2 separate regions of the Homo sapiens genome follow, and region 2 is linked to region 1. The links are chromatin loops, found by intact Hi-C in ENCODE. Cell type or tissue: mammary epithelial cell. All regions are shown on one strand. Links, peaks and the distances in the headings refer to the core of each region. The heading gives the core; the rest is flanking DNA. Region 1 overlaps SDK1 (sidekick cell adhesion molecule 1). Region 2 overlaps SDK1 (sidekick cell adhesion molecule 1).

Evidence for each region. Hi-C counts contacts between places; a loop is a spot of excess contacts. Peaks named below come from ENCODE experiments on the same cell type or tissue, not always from the same donor. Only the 100,000 strongest peaks of a DNase experiment are listed, where the experiment ranks them.
Region 2: a loop joins it to region 1, with 6 times the contacts of the local background. A loop is called at or near these places in 4 of 110 quality-filtered maps.

The regions. Positions count from the first base shown.
Region 1 is chr7:3,476,529-3,487,352 of GRCh38, reverse strand. The region is part of intron 1 of SDK1 (sidekick cell adhesion molecule 1); the gene reads right to left. Among named protein-coding and RNA genes, the nearest start is that of SDK1-AS1, 130 kb to the right of the region's middle. In mammary epithelial cell, for the core only: a CTCF peak has its summit at 4,745 (motif pointing left); no DNase peak of the experiment used is centred there.
Region 2 is chr7:3,553,533-3,564,356 of GRCh38, reverse strand. All of the region lies in intron 1 of SDK1 (sidekick cell adhesion molecule 1), which reads right to left. Among named protein-coding and RNA genes, the nearest start is that of SDK1-AS1, 210 kb to the right of the region's middle. In mammary epithelial cell, for the core only: no CTCF peak of the experiment used is centred there; a DNase peak (open chromatin) is centred at 4,796.

The DNA of each region.
Region 1 (10,824 bases), core at 1,505-9,504:
AAATAAGGATTTTCCATAGTGATTCAAAAGGGAGAATACCAGAAATACCAAAATAATGGGTAAAGTTGTATGTTTTTCAACAAATTACTACCCAAAAGGTTAACAGACATATACGATATTACATAAACTTAATATCTAAATTTCAGAGTGTCATAAGGCTTATGCTGACCAGGAGCTGGCACACTAAGACCAGTGGGCCAATTCTAGCCTGCCACATGTTTTTGTAAATAAAATTTTATTGGAACAGAGCTGCACTTGCATTTACATATTGTGTAAGGCGACTTTCACAACACAATGGCGAGCTGAGTGGTTTTGACAGAAGCCATCCGGCCCATTACAAGAAAAAATTGCCAACCTCTGTTCCAGACCATAAAAAGATAGCTAATACAATCTTAGCAAAGCAAATATAACCTTTACACATGTAATAATAGTTTTAATATTTATATAAGATAAACTGGTAGAGAATAAGACAGTTAAGAGAGGCAGAGAGTAATGCACCCTCTTATCAAACATGTGGAATGTTCACAAAAATTATCTAAGTTTTAGGACAAAAGGATATATTTACAAATTAAAAAAATACAAGTCTTCCAAATCTTTTAAAATAAATGTAATAGGATAAAATTAAAACGTGGCTAAAAATCTACTATCTCTACATCTATCTACCTATTGAAATTTAACGCCTTACTTGTGCTTTGGGATGAAGAAAAAAAAACTGAAGAAAAATTTCCATTTTCATCATACATACATAACAAATAAAGCGCACAAAATAAAGACTGGGAAACAGCCACAGCAGGGTCAGAAAAAATCATAGCATAAAATGCATTTACCAGAAAACACAAGAGATTGAAAATAAGTAAACTTAGTTTATAACTTACAAAATTAGGGGGGTAAAAACAAAACCAAACAGGAAAGTAGAATAAATTATTAGACATAAAAAAAGAAATGAATTAGAAAACCAAACAAAAATACCAGCACATTTGAAACCCAGGTTCTTTGAAATGACCCATAAAACTGGCTAAGTTTTGCCAAGTCTAACTAAGAAAAAAGAAAGAAGATCCAAATAAAGTACAATAGAAATGGAAAAGAAAACAACCTCAGATATTAAAGATTTAAAATTTAACTCCATATAATTTTAATTAACATTAAAAGCTAAGCAAAACAGATACTAGAAGAATGTTCTAAAATTTTCATAAGAAAAAAGAAAACAAAAGACCAAATAACCATAGAAGAAATCAAAATTACAGGTAATAATTTAACTCAGGGGGGAAAAAAGCACTAAGCATAGATGATTTTAATGAAGAGTTTTTCAGATCTTCAAAAAATAGATAAAACCAATATTATATAAACTGTCCAATATTATATAAACTGTCCTAATAGTGTCCTAAAAGCACTAGGCATAGATGGTTTTAATGAAGAGTTTTTCAAATCTTCAAAAAATAGATAAAACCAATATTATATAAACTGTCCTAACGGGACAAAGAATAAGATTTTTTAAAAACCTAAGATGTTTTAGAAAGCCACCATAGTTGGATTCATAAATATAATAAGAAAACACACTTACGTGGGAATAGCACTTATGAATATAGATGGAACATTTTTAAATAAAGTTTAAAAATTACCAGAGAGAAAGGTGGAGCAAGATGGCTCAAAAAAAAAAAAAAAAAAAAAACCCTCCAAAGATCATCCCCTCAGCACAAACATCAAAATGAACAACTATCCATACAAGAAAGCATTTTCATAACAGCTAAAAATCAGATGGGAGATGACAGGACCTGGTTTTAGCTTAACAAGAAAAGATGCATTTAAAGGGGTAGGGAAGACAGTCTCACATTACCTACACCCTGGTACCTCATCCCCAGGCAGCACAGCCTGGAGGGAAAACACCTATGCTTGGGGTAGGGAAAGCAAAGTGAGTGTGGGACTTGGCATTGGAACTAGGTGTTAGCCCTGCCACGGTGGAACCCAGCACTGAACTCAAACAACTCAATCGCAAATAAGCAAATAATCTGATTTTTAAATGGGCAAAGTATCTGAAGAGACATTTCTCAAAAGAAGACCTGCAAATGGCCACCACGTCTAGGGAAAAAATGCTCAATATCACTAGTCATTAAGAAACGCAAATCAAAACCACAGTGAGATTTCATCTCACCCCAGATATGATAGCTATTATCAAAAAGACAGAAAATAACAAATGCTGGCTAGGATGCAGAGAAAAAGAATGTTCATACGGTCTTGGTGAGAATGTAAATTGGCAGAACTATTATGGAAAACAGTATGGAGGGTCCTCCAGAAATGGAAAATAGAACTGCCATATGATCTAGCAATTCCGCTGCTGGGTATATACCCAAAAGAAAGGAAATTAGTCTATCAAACAGATGACCTGCAGTCCCACGTTTACTACAGCTCCATTCACAATAGCCAAGATATGGAATCAAGCTAAATGCTCATCAACAGATGAATGAACAAACAAAATATGTTATGCTTCCACAAAGGAATACTATTCAGCCACTGAAAAAATGAAATGCTGTCATTTGCAGCAACACGTTTATAACTGGAGGACATTAAGCGAAAGTCAGGCCCAGAAAGACAAATATCCCATGTTCTCACTCCTATGTGGGAGCTAAAAAAAACCGATCTTGTGGAGGTAGTGAGTGCAACAGTGTTTCCCAGAGGCTAGGAAGGGCAGGGGAGAGGAAAGTGTGAGGCGAGGTTGGTTATGGATACAAAACCACAGTTAGAGGAAAGGAATAAGTTCTAGTGTTCAACAGCACTGGCAGGAGACCATAGTTAACTATTGTACAGTTAATCCTTGAACAACTCTGGTTTGAACTGCCAGGATCCACTTATACAAGGATATTTTTCCAACCAAACTGAAAATATAGCCGTTCCTCGGTCTACATGGGGAACTAGTTCCAGGACCCTCATGTTTACCGAAATCCTCACACACTCATGTCCCGAAGTCGGCCTTGTGGAACCTCATATTCAACAAGTCAGCCCCCATATATGTAGGTTTCGCATCCAGTGAATATGTATTTTCGATCTATGTTTGGTTGAAAAAAAATGTGTGTATACATGGACCCATGCAGTTCAAATCCTACAAAACTGTACAGTATTGGAGGGATGTGAATTCATGGATACAGAAGGTGAAATTTTGTATCCGTGGGTTTGGCAGGGCCACCTGTGGACTGGAGCATGCTTCGATTTTGGTTATACAGGGGACCCTGGAATCAACCCCTCACATATACTGAAGTAAGGCATTTCTTAAATAGCTGCAAGAGAATATTTGGAGTATCCCCAACACACAGAAATGATAAATGTTTGAGGTGACAGATATCCCAATTACCCTGATTTATTACACATCATATGCGTATATCAAAATATCACATGTACCCCATAAATATGTCCAACTATTATGTATTAGTTAAAAACTAAAAATAAATTTTAAAATGTTAGACAAGTATTATGGCCATGTAGAGCTTATCCAACGTATATATAAACATTTTAATGATAAAGAGGAGAAAAAAGAAATGTTCCAATGAATTTACTATAGTCATGTATTAAAGGAGAAACATCATGTAACTATCAGAGACTGAAATAAATATCATCTAATAGTACTGAACACCCATTCCTAACAAAAATGCTTAGCAAATTCTGATAAAAGGTATATATCAAAAATTTAGAGAAAATATTACATTTAATGGTAAAATATTAGAAGCATCCATTAAAATGAAGAAGAAAACAAGGATATCTGTTCCACTTGTTAAAATCCCGCATTGTAGTGGTGCAGGGATTGCAATAAGATAAAAATTTAGAGACAGAAATATTCACAAGGAAATGATTATCACAATTTACAAACAATATGATTATTCACCTAGAAAATCAGAGGCAATCAGAAAAAGTAAGGGATTTTGGCAAGCGCAAAACATACAAGGTGAACACAAAACTCAACAGCCTTCTTACATCTTCAATATAGCCAATTTAAGCATTTAATAGGAAAGAGCAACATAAATGGAAAAGTGGGTATAAAACTAAAAAAAGGTGGCAAGATCTTTATGAAGACAACTATAAAACTTGACTAAAGGACATAAAAGAAGCCTGAATAAACTAAAAGATATACTCTATTCAGAAATGCTAGGACTCAATACTGTAAAGATGTCAGTTTTTAACAAAGTAATCTATAAAGGTAACCCCTATCCTCATCAAAATTCAAACATGATTTTTCAGGAACTTGACAAGCCAATCCTAAAACTCACATAAAATATGTAAGAAAACTTCTAAAAAGAACAATGAAAAAATTTGAACATTTTAAAAAGTTTACAATATGACAAGTGTTAATTAAACTGGTGTGATTTTAACAAAGCAAGAGAAATCAATTAATAGGAGAGAATTAAAAAGACTTGAAATCATCATTGTTGTCACCAGCATCATCATAGCTAACGTTTACTTAGCACTTATTACGTGTCAGGCAATTTTCTAAGCTTATTACACAGATTATTTCGTAATCAAGATGTACATTTTATGTCCTGTGAGTTGCCTGAGAATCCTTTACCTGTTTTCCTGTTTTGTTGCCTTCAGTAATGCCTTGAATATTGGGTGGAAGCTGCTTTCCTCCAGAGAGGAGTTGTATTTGTTTTTGCCAGTTGCCTGGGTACACAACTACTTGAAGACCACGTTGAATTGTTTGCTGGAGGTTGTTTTGGACCTCCCCAGTAGGATAGCAGGAATGTGCAGGGAAGACCTGTGGGAGGCCCTCTGGTGGTCATCAATTCTCAGAGAAGCGCTTTCCTTGCTACTCCAGTGAGTTAAGGCTTGTTTCCTTCTCTCTTCTGCGCAGAGATTTCTTTCTCATTCACCTTTTACATTACGGACTTTAGGGTTCCAGATTTATTCAGCAATAAATCTTGGAGCTTCCCACTTTGTAGAAACCATGGGCTTTATTGCCTATCTCCGGAGTCCCATGCAGCCATCAAAGCAGACACTCCCGGCCCTTGAGTTCAGAAAGACGGTGAAGGCAGTCTAAGAGCTCGCTGCCCTCCCTAGAGTCTGGCTTGCCCTTTTTCACCCTGCCAATTCCGTCTTCTCTTGCCTGGTCAGAAATACATTTTCAATAGTTTTTTACATCTCTCCTCTAATATTTTTAATTGTTGTTAGTAGGTAGGTAGTTTAAGGTATCTGATCGATGAATAGACTGTAAAACTATGTGTTTTTTACACACCAGTATTACCCTATTTTATTCCTATAGCTTTACAATGTCTGGTAGGATATGTCCCTGAACTTTACTTTTGCATGGCTTGCCTTTTTTCTTTAATAGATGTTTGACATTTTTATATGTTTTGATTATTAATCCCTTATTATATTTTTTTCAAGCTTTGCTTTTTGATGTGAGGCAGGGCTTTAATAATTTATTTCCATAAAGGACGGCTGATTTGATTAAGCATTCCTTTCTCACTGTATCAGTCAGAGTCCTGGCAGAAAACAGACTGTGCAATCAACAGGGATAATTTGGAAAGCATTTAATAAAGGGAATTTCACAAAAGGTAGGACAGTTTAGTAAAACCAAATAATGCCATGCCCTGGAGCAAATGACAACTGCTGTTTGCACCCCTAGGCCTTAAGGCATAAGAGCAGGGAAGCAGAAACTAGATGCTGAGAGGACAGAGTGGACAGGGTCCCTGACACGAGCCGTGACCTTTCCCAAGGGACACAGTGAGCCCTGAGGTAACCCTGTACACAGGAAGGGCTTGTATGTGGGAAGGAAGGGTGGTTCAAGGGTCAGAATAAATACCTGGACCTAATTCTTTGCCCTCGTTTCTCACTGGCTGGACCCAGTTGGTAGCCACCAGGCAGGAGGCTCACTAACAGTCCAAAGAGGTCAGACTCTGGGAGCACAGAACAGCGTGTAGAGGGCATATCTAGAGGAGTACATCGAAGACATCGGCACATCCTTGACTGACAATTCTGCCTTTTTTAAATCTATCACACTCAATAAACGAAACTGTACCAGGATGATATGCAGTCACTACAGTCAGATGAACAGAGTTCAAGTCCAGCTTCTGCCACACACTAATTGTGTGATCTTGAACAAGTTACTTAACCCTCTGTGTCTTAGTTTTCTCAGCTGCAAAGTGGAATAAAAATACCTACTGTAAAGGATTATTGCCCAAAAAACAACTTTTTAAATTGCCTCTTAAAATTTTTTAAGTAAAATAGTTTTAAAAAGTGAAAGGACAAAATAAAATGGTAAAAATAATTCAAATAATTCCAAATGTATTAGTAATCATAGTAAGTATAACTCTTTGAAATTCTCTGATTTAAAACAAGTATTGTCAGAATAGGTAAAAAATTCAAAATCTATATACATAATGCACATACATAATGCTTACCAGAGACACACTTAAAACACAAGGATACCAACAGAAAGAAGGTTAAAAGAAGGAAGAAAGATGTACCAGAGAAACACTAACTGGAAGTCCGATGCCAGCGTCACTGGCTACAACCAACAAAGCTGCCTTTCTTTCCAGAAGCTCTAGAGATGAATCCATTTCCTCACCTGTTCAAGCTTCTAGAGGCTCCCTGCATCCTTTGACTCATAGCCCCTGTCAACGTAAAATAAACGAGAGACTGGCTTTCCAAAACAGTTTATTCAGGAATAGCAGGGGACTACAATCCATATGCACGCTATGGCAGACCCATAGGTATATCCAAACAGGCTGAGACAAGAGAAGCTTTTAAAAGGAAAAAATGAGAAGTCCACATGAGCTGTCTTGAGACAAAGCTCTCTGGTTGCAGGAGCTGGAAGGAGGCAAGTGTCCATGGGCAGGCAGCTTATCGGGAACACCGAAGTTCTTCCGGTAGTTCCTACATGAGCGTATGTGCACGAGGCAGGCAGCTTATCTGGAACACGGAAGTTCTTCCAGTAGTTCCTACATGAGCGTATGTGCAGGAGGCAGGCAGCTTATCCGGAACACGGAAGTTCTTCCAGTAGTTCCTACATGAGCATATGTGCACGAGGGCGCCTTCTTCATGGCCTCGCGGCTCCATTTCCTTAGGTTTTCACATGAGCCACTCTGTGTTGATACCGCTAGCTTTCACGCCCCCTTCCATCTTCACAGCCAGCAATGACCTGCTGAATCCTTCTCATGTCACACCACTCTTCTTCTGCCTACTTCTTTCACATTAAGGACTTGTGATTATACTGGACCCACCTGGATAATCCAAGATTAGCTCTGTATTTGAAAACGAAATGATCAGCAAGCTTAATTCCTTCTGCTATCTTAATTCCCCTTTGCCATGTAAAGGGACATATTCACAGGTTCTGACGATTGGGATGTAGACATCTTTACTTTGGGCGTGGACAGGTGAGGGGGCATTATTCTGCCTATCACAGTACCTAATAACATAGCTTCAAAGCATATAAAGAAAAAATTGAAAGAACTAGGAGAAAATTAGAGGTCTCTCATTTAATGAAAAAAAAAATTTTTTTTTTTTTTTGAGATGGACTCTCGCTCTGATGCCCAAGCCAGAGTGCAGTGGCACGATCTTGGCTCACTTCAACCTCTGCCTCCCAGTTTCAAGCAATTCTCCTGCCTCAACTTCCTGAGTAGCTAGGACTACATGCACACGCCACCATGCCCAGCTAAATTTTGTATTTTTAGTAGAAATAGGGTTTCACTATGTTGCCCAGGCTGGTCTCGAACTCCTGACCTCATGATCCCCCCACCTCGACCTCCCAAAGTGCTGGGATTACAGGCGTGAGCCACCATGCCTGGCCTTAGTGAAGTAATTTTAACATATCTCACTAATTGCTAATCAGAGCAAAAACAATCATTAAATATATTGACAATTTAGACAATATGATTAACAGATATTTTTAGAGCCCTGTATCCACCAATTGGACAATAGATATTCTTTTTTTTTTTTTTTTTTTTTTTGAGACACAGTCTCACCCTGTCACCCAGGCTGGAGTGCAGTGGCACAATATCGGCTCACTGCAACCTCTACCTCCCGGGTTCAATCGATTCTCCTGCCTCAGCCTCCCAAGTAGCTGGGACTACAGGCACACACCACCAGGCCTGGCTAATTTTTATGTTTTTGGTAGAGACGGGGTTTTGCCACGTTGGCCAGGATGGTCTCGAACTCCTGACCTCAAGTGATCCGCCCTCCTCAGCCTCCCAAAGTGCTAGGATTACAACAGGTGTGAGCTGCCACACCCAGCCTGAACAATAGATATGCTTATGCAAATGTGAAACATTTATGAAAAGTGACCACATACTGGACCATGAAGTCAGTCTCAACAAGTTCTAAACAATCAGTTTAATACACCTCAAGTCCTCTAAGCACAATGCAATCAAGTTAGAAATCAGTATTTCAAAAAACATTATGACATTTTTCACATAAAAACACATTTCTAAATAATCCACTGATTAAAGAAGAAATCATAAAGCTAAAGTATACATGAAAAATAATAAAAACACCATATATTGGAACTAAGCAGCAAGTGATTAGAAAAAAACGTACACATTTAAATGTTCAAATGATAAAAGAATATAGGCTGAAAATAAACAAGCTAAGCATCAAATTCAACAAATTTAACAATTAGGAAAGGAACGACAGTATAAACATGAATCAGGTAGAATCAAGGAAATAATAAAAGAGCAAAAATAAATAAAGATTCAATAATTCAATAAAACCTTTGATTCTTTGGAAAGTCTAATAAAATCAATAAACCTCCAGCAACATTGATCAAGAACAAAGAAAAAGGCCCACACAAATGCAAAAAGACTTATAGATACACATAAAATTTGTGATAACTGAATATGCAACTTTAAAAATAAAGTTATTTTTAAAGTTGAATATATTTAAAGAGAATATGTAAATATGATACTCCTAGGTTATTTTTCTAATAATTACCATAGTTATGTTCTCAAAAATTTTCCCCAAATTGAAAAATAAGAAAATGAAGCTCTCATTTATAAGAGCACTAATAATATATTATGCCTAAAATACATTAAAAGGGATGGAGTGAATCTATCTCAAAAAATAAGTCAACACTCTCATCATTTATAAAATTTATAAACTTCTAATCAAAACTCCAAGAAGTTATTTCATAAAACATAAAATAACTCCCAAATTAATCCCAAAGAATAAAGGGGAGGTAATGGCCATGAAACTTCAGGAAAATAATGAGGGATATTTTCCCTGAAAACATTAAAATATATTACAAAAGGATAATACTTTATAATTTTTTACTGATACAGTGATTTAAAGACAGATTAGTGGAACAAAACAGAAAATTCACCAACAGCCTAAAGTTTCCTAAGGAGTATGTTGCAAATCAATAGGAAGGATATAATTCAATACATATGGGAAACTGTTTAGGAAAAAAAGTAAAGGCAGATCTCTAACACACACCATAGGACAAAACACTGTATGTAAGGATTCAAACACCTGTGAAACGAACAAATCAGTAAGAGGAAATACAGATAAAATTTCCATCCAACTTCTCATGATACGTTTTATATATAAAAAACCATAAAGCAGGCCAGGTGTGGTACCTCACACCTGTAATCCCTGTGCTTTGGGAGTCTGAGGTGGGAGGTTCACTTTAAGCTAGAGGTTCGGGACAAGCCTGAACAACATAGTGGGACTCTATCTCCACAAAAAAATTAAAAATTAGCTGGGTGTGGTAGTGTGTGCTGAAGTCCCAGCTACTAAGGAGGCTGAGGCAGGAGAATCCCTTAAGCCCAAGAGTTTGAGGTTGCAGCGAGCTATGACTGCACCACTGCACTCCAGCCTGGTGGACAGAGTGAGACCCCCATCTCTTAAAAAAAAAAAAAGAAAAAAGAAAGAAACAAAACCATAGGCCGAGCAGGGTGGCTCACACGTGTAATCCCAACACTTTGGGAGGCCAAAGTGGATCACCTGAGGTCGGGAGTTCAAGACCAGCCTGGCCAACAAGGTGAAACCCCATCTCTACTAAAAATACAAAAATTCACCAGGTGTGGTGGCGCACGCCTGTAATCCCAGCTACTCAGGAGGCTGAGGCAGGAGAATGGCTTGAAGCCAGGAGATGGAGACTGCACTGAGCCAAGATCGCGCCGCTGCACTCCAGCCTGAGCGACAGAGCAAGACTCTGGCTCAAAAAAAAAAAAAAAAAAAAAAAAGGAGAAAACCATAAAGCAAAAATGAAGTGTTAGGATATTTCAAGCTACAAATAGGAAATCTCAACTAGCTTAAACAAGGAAGTACTTTAATGGCTCATGTAATTCCAAAGTACAGAGGAAGGTCACAATCAGACTCATTTGATCAGTCTTGTTCCATTTCTCTGCCATTCTCTCAAATCTGCCCTCTTCTTGCACATGCTAGCTTCTTCAGCCATATGGCTTCCCTCACGCCTACAGAGTCTCCGTCCTTAGGCCTGCATGCCTCACCAGTTAGAGGAGTTCCTCTTTCCCCACTTACTGCCAAAAGCCCTAGTTATACACCCATCTCTTAATAGTCACGAATACCACCCGCTAGTTAGATTAGGCCTGAGTTCCCAGTCAGCCACCTTGCTGGGTGTATGACTAGGGTCAATCGCTGGGCCTGGGGATGAGGTCATCCAAACCAAACTCCAGCCTCAGTGAACGGTTACAGAGGAAAAAATTCGAGGTTGGAAAAGTTCACTACAAAGTGACTGACAAAATTAACTATATAAAAATACTAAATTTCAACATATAAAATAAATCCACCATTAACAGAATCAAAAAACAATGGCATAGGTAGAAAACACATATGTATTCTGAAACAAAATAATGATAAAGTCCTATATGACCCCAAACTTTT
Region 2 (10,824 bases), core at 1,207-9,206, 77 kb before region 1:
GCATTGTCCTGTATTTTATTTTTAGCTTCTCTTTTCTTTCTTTTTGAGTCTGTCAGAGGTCTATCTTATCTTTCAAAGAATCAAGTTTTGATTTTAACCTTCTCTATCATGTCAGGTGTTATTATTATTATTCTGTATTTCATTGCTTTCTGTACTTACCTTTATTTTTCTATCTTGTTTCCTTGAAATTTGCTTTGTGTTCTTTTTACCAACTTTTTGGCTCATTTTTTATCTTTCTTGTTTCCTAATATTTAATAAACTATATGTTTAATAAACTATGTTTATTTAAGCTATAAAGTCCTTTTAAGTACTGCTTGAACTACATCCTACAAATCTGAAATGTCATGTTTTCACTGTCTTTCAGTTCTAAATATATCATAATTTTATTTTTTTAATTCAATAGCTATTTAGAAATATGTTATTTAATTTGTAACCACAAGCGGTTTTTTGGGAGTTAGGGACTATCATTTTATTAGTAATTTCTTATTTTATTGCATTATACTGAGTGAACCTAATTTGTTATTGCTTTCATTCCTGGGAAATTGAGGCTTCTTATATGGCATAATACACGGTTTATTTTTATAATCACTCCAAACGAGCTTAAAAAATACACATTGTCTCAAGTATGCAGTTTTAGGTGTATTCCTAACAGCTCATGCTTATTAATTGTATTTTTCAAGTTTTCTCCACCTCTGCCTGCTTTTCAACTGTAGGATTTACTAATTTCTGAGAACAGTGTGTTAAAAATTTCAGCTACAACTGTTGATGTCTCTCTGCAATTCTGTCAATTGTTGCTGGATATATTTTCAAACTATATTGCAGATTACCATTTTTTATGGTTACATCTTCTTGTCATATTCCCTTTATCAATATATAGCATTCCTCTTCATCTTTAATAATATATTTAAGTTACCACTGCTTTCTGTTGGTTCATATTTGTGTACTCTCTCTTCCATCCTTTTATTTCCAACTTCTTTTGAAGTGTGTCTCTTATAACCTATTTTTTGTATCTTGTTTTTCCGCCCCATCTGAGAATACATCTTTACGATGGATAATCCAGGAATATACGTTGTAATTACTCTAAAACTTGAACTTTTCCAGCTTTTTTTCATATTTTCCATTTACTGTATTTTATTTTTGTTTTATTCTTTCCATCCCACTTCCCCTTTCCTATTTTTGATTGGCTAGATCCAATTTTCTTCTGCTGGTTTAAAAGCTGCACCTCTTGCTTTTCATTTTCACAATGTCTCCCCAGCAGATCCATCTGTATGTTTCTTCATCCCTACCGTCTTTGGTTTCTCCTCCACTCAATAACGGTAACATCTAGAAGTTTAGCTCTGGGTTACTTGCATGTATTTTCTGTTTTCTTATGTCCTAGCCTTCTTTTTCAAGACATCAATGAACTTTGCCAGGGGACTTGATCCCCCTTACCTCCCCTATCTCTTGTAGCTGCCCGTGTATTTGCTTCCCTTCATATTTAAGTATTTCCTCCCAGCATGTTTCAGTGTGGCTCTTTATATAGAAACTTTTATAAGGTCTTGTATAGCTGAAGATACTTCTTATATCCTCACGTGTGAGTGACAATTGGGCTGGAAATAAAATTCAGGGAAGGCAATAGGAGAGGCAAAAGCAGAACTTAACGTGATTGCACTTAGTGCCACCAAACAGTACACTTAAAAATGGTAAGTTTATGTTATGTATACTTTATCATAACTTAGAAAAAATAGTTTTAAAAACCAGTTTCCTCCAGACTCTCCAGACACCTATGGCTGCCTCGTCCACAGGCTGCAGCTACCCGTCTACTTAGCCACTATACAGAAGCTAAAGCCCACTTCAGTCTCCCAAGGGGTTCCTAGCATTTTTGTTGTTAGTTTTTAGCACCCATGCATCCCTCTAGCTTTTATTCTTTCTCAATAGCTAACATGGTATTCAGAACTCAGTAGTATATGCAGTTGACCATCTTGGCTGAGACCGAAACCTAGGCAAATTTTTACACTTACAATCTATGGAAGAAAAGGCCAAAGTACTTTTTATGAACATGTTTTACTTGAACAAATAGAAAATAAAATGTTATCTTAAAGGTAGGGATCAAAGCTGATGATGGCAGGTTATTTTTGGAAACGGTAGAATACGGTCTGGAATCCTTGGAGATAAGAGTCTGTCTTGCACTTGGAAGCATTTTTCACTAGGGTGCTATGCAGTTTCCGAAACATCCAAGTTCTATTCCCCAGGTGAACACTGGCTCTGAGGCAACACATTGTAGAGACAAGGCGTGGCATTCTGTCCCAGATCAACTATGTACACACAGCTGTGGGTTGTTGAAAAACGGAGGCCTAAAATATTTATGAATGCTTATTTCCTCTATATTTTTTCCCACCAGCATTTGTGTTAATCTTTCTCAATCCATTTTAACAAGAAAATGAAAGCAAATGTGCATTTGAAAAGAAAACTTAGAAAAGAAAGTGAAATATTCATGACTTACAGGTTCCTTATAAGAACATGTTCCAAATGCAAGGCCAGTCTTATAATGAATTTTGTTTAAATCCAGATTCAGAGAAATTTATTCAGCTTGCTTGTTAGAAACAGTGTATTCTGGAAGGGAACGTGAGCTCTTTGTAGCCTGGCCTTTAATAATATCTCCTGCAGCTTCAGAATGTTAAAATGGGAAGGCCAAGTATAATCCATATAAGGAGAAAATAAGTCATCAGATTAAAATTGAGGGAACCAGTCTTGATTCAGAAATTATTTACTGAGCATTTACCATGTGCCAGGAATCACACCTGACCCGTAACTACCATTTAGGGAAATAAACACCACCACCACCACCTTAGGGGTGGCCTACCCACAGGGAAAACAGTGCTCATGAGAAAGCTTATGTTCTCAGAGATCTCCGAGTTTCACTGCTTGTGGAGTCTAACACGTAGAAACACACCTATGAAACCCAGGAACAAACAAGTGACCAGAGAGGAGACAGTGTCTTTCTTTTCTTCAATAAAAGCTCCATCCCTGACGCCCAAGGAAAGCAGCTCAGATGTGTTTTTGTCAAAAAGTTGGCTTAATATCCTAAAGCCAAGAGGCAGTCTTTTGAGGGTGTTAGGGATCAACCCCCTGCCCTTGAAGAAAAACAAGGAGAGTAAAAAGGAAGGATTCTAATAGAACTGTGGAGACAGATCAGGATGAAGCAAAGATTTCCTGGCAGGTCTCTTAGGTAACAGGTGCCTTTCTCCCCTACCCTCATCAAGCTTGCAATCTAGCATTGCACTAGGGGTGGGGAAGGGGGAAGGGAAGGAAAGAAATTCAATATCCTCACCACATAAAACATATAGTATGTTAGATGTGATAAGTGCCAAAAGAAAAAAAATGTGAGAAAGGACCTTATGTTTGGGGGTTGGTGCGAAATTGTAGGTGGAATGAATGGGGATGACCTCATTGAAATGTTTTGAGAAAAGACTCAAAGGAAGTGTAGGAAACAGCCATCTGGACACCTTCGGGAAGAGCAAATGCAGACCCCAGAAGCAGCAGCAACTCGGGCAGGTTGGAGGAACAGGAAAGAGGCCAGAGAGGCTGGAAGAGCAGAGCTGGGGAGGGGTAGTAGGAGAGGAGGATACAGAGAGGGCTCTGCCAGGCCCAGTGGAGACGTGGGTCTGAACTCTGTTTAAATGGGTGGCCACTGGAGAGTGCTGAGAAGGGTGCCACCTGCTCTGATGTTTTTACAGGATCGTGCCAACGCTGTGTGGAGACTGGGCTGTGGGGTGCAAGGGAAAACCCACAGGCCAGCTAAAAACCCAGTGCAGGAATCCAGGTAAGAGACAATGGCGGCAGATTGGTAGCAGTAGTAGGAATGGTTAAAAATGACCAAATTCCAGATATATTCTCAAGTCAAACCCAATGATACTATCCAACACACTGGATATAAGTTTAAAAAAAAACAAAACACACATCAAGGATGACTTAGAATTTTTTTTCTCAATCAACTGGAAAAACACACTTGCCATTAACTAAAATGGTAATTACAGAGATGAAATAAAGATAAAAGACATACATTTGGATATCATCAGCATATAGACAGTACATCAATAAAATGTAATTAATTGGACATTTGTATTTTTCAAAAGCAATAGAAGTACGTACTTCTAAAGATACGCTAGGGTATTCAAGATAAACAGTGTATTTTGCGGAAGCATAATATTTTATGATAAGTAACATTTAAAACAATCTCTATGATAAAACAAACATTCCTAATACAAAGAAGAATTCAATTTTGTATGGGTTATTAAGATAAAACACCAGGCTTCAAAGAAATGTGCTCATGACAGGTTGCTTTGAGCTATCTCCTGTCTCCTGGGGCTACACATTTCTGTCTTCTGCCAATACAAGTGTTTCCATGTTCTTCAAAGTTGTGAGGTGCTGAGTACTTTTTAAGTTTATTCAACATCAATCATCCTGAAACATTTATTGTCAAGCACTATACTAGGAGCAAGGGATACAGTGAACAAAACAAAGACCAGCCTTGTGAAGTCTATAATCTACAATTTACACTGACATTAAGTTCATCTGTGCTTGTTTCCGTTTAGATTTTTGTGTTTTTTTTTTTTTTTTGAAAAAATACAATGTCATCTCTATTCATACTTTACAGCGTTACCTTGAGGTTCAAATATTTATGATTTAAAAACTATTTAGAAATCACAAATGGACACAGGTGAGTTGTGTCAACACTACTGTTAAAACAGGGCTGCAGGCAGATAAAGTGAAAGCTCTTGCAAGACACTGGTGGTGAATCAGAAAAGAGCGTCAATGAATGACTACATCTGAGGAAGCTGATTACTACATCTTGGCACTGAACCAGGCTGCTTCTAAGTATCCTGGCACTTAAAAAAAAATTTGAAACATTCATCTTTCTCCATTTTCTGGCAAAAGAAACATAAAAGTTCACTGGCAGAGAAATTTTTTTTCCTGGAAATGGATCCAAGCAGAGTCCACAAAGGTCTTCATAAACACCATGCTGCATAACCGCGGACAATACTTCCAACTACCATTTCACAAAGGAAACAGCAGAACTGTTCAAAATGAGGCTTACTGTGTTGATGTGCTATCAAGTCAGACTTCATCATAGTAAATTACTCCATTATATATCCATGCAACAGTCATTATTCTGTTTGGAATTTTATTTTCAAGTATATATGTAACATATTATATAATATCTATATATCGTAAGTTCAGCATCTGACTTACACACTAATGGCTTCAAGGAAAGTAATTTCAGTCAGAGGGAACATGCTTGCTTCCTATTTTCATTCTTAACCCTTCAAAAAAATACATCCTGTATGCAACAGGATATTTTAAAACAATCAGCCATTCCTTCCAATACCCATTAGCCAAAGCCTTCTTTCAAACAATCTAAGTAGTCTTGAGTAGAGTGAGGGAAAAATGATTATGTGAATTTGTAGCAGAATATACATTTGTCTAATGAAATGCATATAGCAGTCTACAAAAATTATTTGTTTAAATGCTTCTTAAGAAATAATTTTGACAGTCTCTAATATAGACTGCCTTGTCATTAGCAGAGGAGAAAAATTCTGCTGAATTAAAAAACTGAACAATTAAGCATACTTTGAAAATTATTTTTATGTTCATGATTTAACTGCCATTTAGATATCTTGACTTGATAATCTCAGACACAGGCTTCAGCAGCTGCTGGATCCCAGCGGTCGCTCTAACAGCTGTGTCTGCATTGCCCCTCTGCCCCCTCCCAGCTCTTACTCCCTTCACAGAGCAATAACCTCTCCCTCCCTGTCCACATGGCCTGTACCAGGCCAATCACTGCCTCTTGCCCAGTGACTGGAAAAGTGTAGGGCTGTGATCCAAGCCAGGCTAATTCTAATCTTCTCTATGATCTTTTCAAACAAATCCTGGAATACAGAAGTTATTTCCTTCAGACTGCAGGACTGGTCAAAGAAGATACTGGAAACCACCAATGATTCCACTGCAGGCAGTATGTGCCAAAATCCAGGGAGAAGAAAGTATGAGATGGAAATAAAAAGAATGTGTCCTAGGTTCCAAACTCTGAGGATACTAGAGCTCTCTTGTCCCCTCCAGCAACTCCTTTGATCCTATGGCCTACTCCAGAAATCTCCCATTTTGCTCAAGTAATTTCTTTGAACATATGAAAAGAAATGTCATATGAAATTGTCATTTCTGTAAGCTAAAAACATCTGATTCGGCAACTATACCGGCCATTTCAATAGAATATGCTGGCTTTACGCATGCCACGTGGCATCTAAAGTCTTTGGGGACTATAACTGTGAATACTTAAGGGAAACTTCAAACTATGAGACAGGAACAGGGTCGGGGGGTGGGGGAGGGAAACAAAACTATGCTTTGTCTAATACTGATAATTGCTGTTAAAGACAATGTACAAGCATACTTTTCTATTTACATATGGTATGATCTACATGTGATCATGTAAAACTACTAGGAATGCAATGTCTCAACATAACATGGAGATGCAGACGTGTGAATGAGAACAAGGTCTCTGGAGTCATACAGTCAGGGTTCAACTCCTAAAGTAACAAGCTGCTAGCTTTTTTTAATCGAAAATTTAACTGAGATAATAACAGATTCACATGCAAGTTATAGGATGTAATACAAAGAGATTCTGAGTACCCTTTACTGAGTTATCCCCAATGGCAACATTTTGAAAGCCTTAGTACAATGCTGGGACCAGGATTTCTTTGACATGGATATAATCCAATTATCTTACTCAGATTTCCTCAGTTTGATATTTACTTGTAGGTGTGTACTTAATTCTATAAAATGTTAGCACATGTGTGGGTTCCTGTGTCCATCACCACATCAAGACACTGAACATTTCTATTGCCATCAGGACCCCTGGTCTTGCTCTTTTGTGACCATAGCCACTACCCTCTCTCCATTTCCCTAATGGTTACAGGACTCTTCAGATTATCTATTTCATCCTGGTTGAGTATTAGTTTGCAGTTTTTGACAAACTGACCTCATTTCTTCTTAGTTGGAAAATGTGTGAGTGTAATCTTGTCCTTTATGAGTCCTTTAGTGGCTTTAGGATCTGTACTGTTGTCCCATTTCATTCTTGATATTACAGATTTGTGTCCTCTTTTCCTCTCGATTTTGTTACAGATTTATCAATTTTATTAAAGTTTTTAAAGGACCAGGTTTTTGATACATTGATTTTTTTTCTACTGTTTCCCTATTTTCAGTTTTGTCGACTTTTGCTTTTATTATCTCTTTCCTTCTGCTTGTTCTGGATTTATTTTGCTCTTCTTTTCCTAATTTCTTGAGGTATTAACTTAGATTATTGATTTGAGACCTTTCCTTATTTTTTAATATTTTTAATTTTTGTGAGTCTACAGTATGTGTAAATATTTAAGGGGTACATGAGATATTGTGATACAGACATACAATGTGTAATAATCACATCAGGGTAAACGGGGTATGGGTATCCATCACGTAAGTACTAATCCCTTCTTTGTGTTACAAACAATCCAATTATACTCTTCTAGTTATTTTATTTTTATTTATTTATTTGAAACAGAATCTCACTCTGCTGCCCAGGCTGGAGTGCAGTGGCGTGATCTTGGCTCACTGCCTCCTGCCTCAGTCTCCAGAGTAGCTGGGATTACAGGTGTGCACCACCACACCTGGCTTAATTTTTGTATTTTTAGTAGAGACGAGGTTTCACCAGGTTCGCCAGACTGGTCTCAAAATCCTGACCTGAGATAATCAGCCTGCCTCAGCCTCCCAAAGTGCTGGGATTACAAGGTGTGAGCCACCACACCTGGCCTCTAGTTATTAAATGTATAATAAATTATTGACTTTAGTCACCCTGTTGTACTATGAAATACTAGATCTTATTCATTCTAACTATATTTTTGTACCCATTAACCATCCCTACTTGCTGCACCCCCACCAACCTTTTCCAGCCTCAGGGAACCATTCTACCCTTTATCTCCATGAGTTCAATTGTTTTACTTTTCTTAGCTCCCATAAATGACTGAGAACACATGAAGTTTGTCCTTCTGTGCTTGACCTACTCCACTTAACAAAACGAGTGTTGTTGCAAATGACAGGATCTCATTTTTCTTTATGGCTGAATATACTCCATCGTGTATATGTATCACATTTTCTTTATCCATTCATCTGCTGAAGAACACTTAGGTTGCTTACAAATGTTGGCTATTGTGAATAGTGCTGCAAAAAACATAGAAGTACAGATACCTCTTCGGTATACTGATTCCTTTCTTTGGCATATATACCTAACAGTGGCTTTGCTGGATCATATGGTAGCTCTATTTTTACTTTTTTGAGAAACCTCCAAACTGCTCTCCATGGTGGTTTCCCTAATTTACATTCCCACCGATAGTGTATGAGGATTCCCTTTTCTCCACATTCTTGCCAGCATTTGTTACTGCCTGTCTTTAAGATAAAAGCCATTTTAACTGGAGTGAGATGATACCTTGTTGTATAATGGTTTTGATTTGCATTTCTCTGATGATCAATGACGTTTAATACACCTGTTTGCCATTTGTATGTCTTCTTTTGCAAAATATCTATTCAGATCTTTTGTCCATTTTTTAATCAGATTATTAAATATTTTCCTATAGAGTTGCTTGAACTCCTTATATATGCTGGTTACTAATCCCTTGTCAGATGGATGGTTTGCAAATATTTTCTCCCACTGAATTGTCTCTTTGCTTTGTTGATTGTTTTCCTTTGCTGTGCAGAAGCTTTTTAACTTCATGTGATCTCATTTGTCCATTTTTGCTTTGTTTGCCCATATTTGTAGAGTATTACTCAAGAAATCCTTACCCCATCCAATGCCCTGGAGAGTTTCCCCAATGTTTTCTTTTACTAGTTTCATAATCTTCACATCTTAAAGTTTTTAATCCATTTTGATTTTTGTATGTGATGAGACATAGAGGTCTAGTTTCATTCTTCTGTATATGGATATCCAGTTTTCCCAGCAACATTTACTGAAAAGAGTGTCCTTTCCCCAATGTATATTCTTGGCACCTTTGTCAAAAGTGAGTTCACTGTAGGTGTATAGATTTATTTCTGGATTTTAATTTTGTTCCACTGGTCAACTTGCCTATTTTTATGCCCATACCATGTTGTTTTGGTTACTATAGCTCTGTAGTATAACTTCAAGTCATGTAAATGTGACTCCTCAAGTTATGTTCTTTTTGTTTAGGATAAATTTGTCTATTCTTGGCTTTTTGTGGTTCCATTTAAATTTTAGGATTGTTTTTCTATTTCTGTGAAGAATTCATGGGTATTTTGATAGGGATTGCATTGAATCTATAGATTGCCCTGGGTAATATGGACATTTGAACAATATTGATTCTTCAAATCTACAAACATGTAATATCTTTCCATTTTTTTGCGTGTCCTCTTCAATTTCTTGCAAAAAGTTTTATAGTTTTCCTTACAGGGATTTTTCACTTCTCTGGTTAACTTAATTCCTAGTATTTTTTTGTAGCTATTGTAAATGGGATTAGTTTCTTGATTTCTTTTTTCAGATTGTTTGTTTTTGGCATAGACAAATACTACTCCTTTTTGGATGTTAATTTTGTATTCAGCAACTATAATGAATTTGTTTATCAGTTATATTTTTTGGATGAGGGAAAGGTGGCCTAGGTGATTGAAGACTATCTCTCCTACTCTCCTCAGTGCCTCTTTCCTTAGTATGATGCTAAAACCAGGTACTGTGATTGCTCACCTGATTCTTGGTTCTTATGAAGATGATTTTTTCTGTGGGTAATTTGGTGATCCTATGGAGGAGTGAGTACAATCTCTGGAGGCTTCTATTGAACTATCTTTCTCTATCTCTCCTCATTTTTAATGTAGTAATTTAGTGCCATAAATTTCACTCTCAGAACTGCTTTACCTGCGTCCCAAATATTTTGGTATGTTCTGTTTTTGCTTTCAGTTTTATGTATTTTTATTTCCTTTAAAACTTGATCTTTAAATCATGTATTATTTAATAGTGTGTTGTTTCATTTTTACCTGTTTGAAGGTTTTCCTGTTGTCTTTCTGTTACTGATTTCTAATAGACTCCACTACGATCAGAGAGTGCACTCCGCATGAGTTTGGTTGTTTAAAAGTGCTCTATGGCCCAGGATGTGCGCCGTCTTGGTGAATGTCCCACGAATTCTTTGGAAGACTATGTATTCTGTGGTTTCTGGGTGAAGTATTCCAGAAACGTCAATTTAGTCCTGTTGCTTGATTGTGTTGTTCAGACCTTCTACATCCTTGCTGATTTCCTGTCTAGGCAGTCACCCTGTTTAGGCTTAGTATGTGGGTCCTGGTCTACTTTTGTGGGCTATGGTTCCAGGGCCAGCTTAATTTTCAGAGCCTTTGCAGCATTCTTTGTGCCCGCTTCATTTGTCTGGTTCTGATGGGGGCTCCCACGGGTCCCTGCTGATGCTGCCTGAGGGAGTGAAGGGACTTCCCCAGGCCTAATGCCCAGTGTCCCTCAGTAGAAGGAGTGGTGGTGTTCAGGCCCACAGAATGGATTAGGCTTTCCTAACCACCTATTCCTCTCTGGGCAGAAGAAGGTGGTCTTAGGTGCATGAGGACAAAGAAGCTACTCAGCTGGACCATTTGTTGCAGTGGGATCCTTCTAACAATTGCTTCACAGAAGCCCAGGTATCACACACTGGAAAAGGGTATCTCAGCAAGAAAGAAGAGTATTTCCCTTGGCTGCTTGCTTGCTTCCATTTGAATAAAAAAAGGAAGCAGCCTCCCTGGACTATCTCGGTTGCTAGTTCAGAGGTCAAGAAAGGCCAG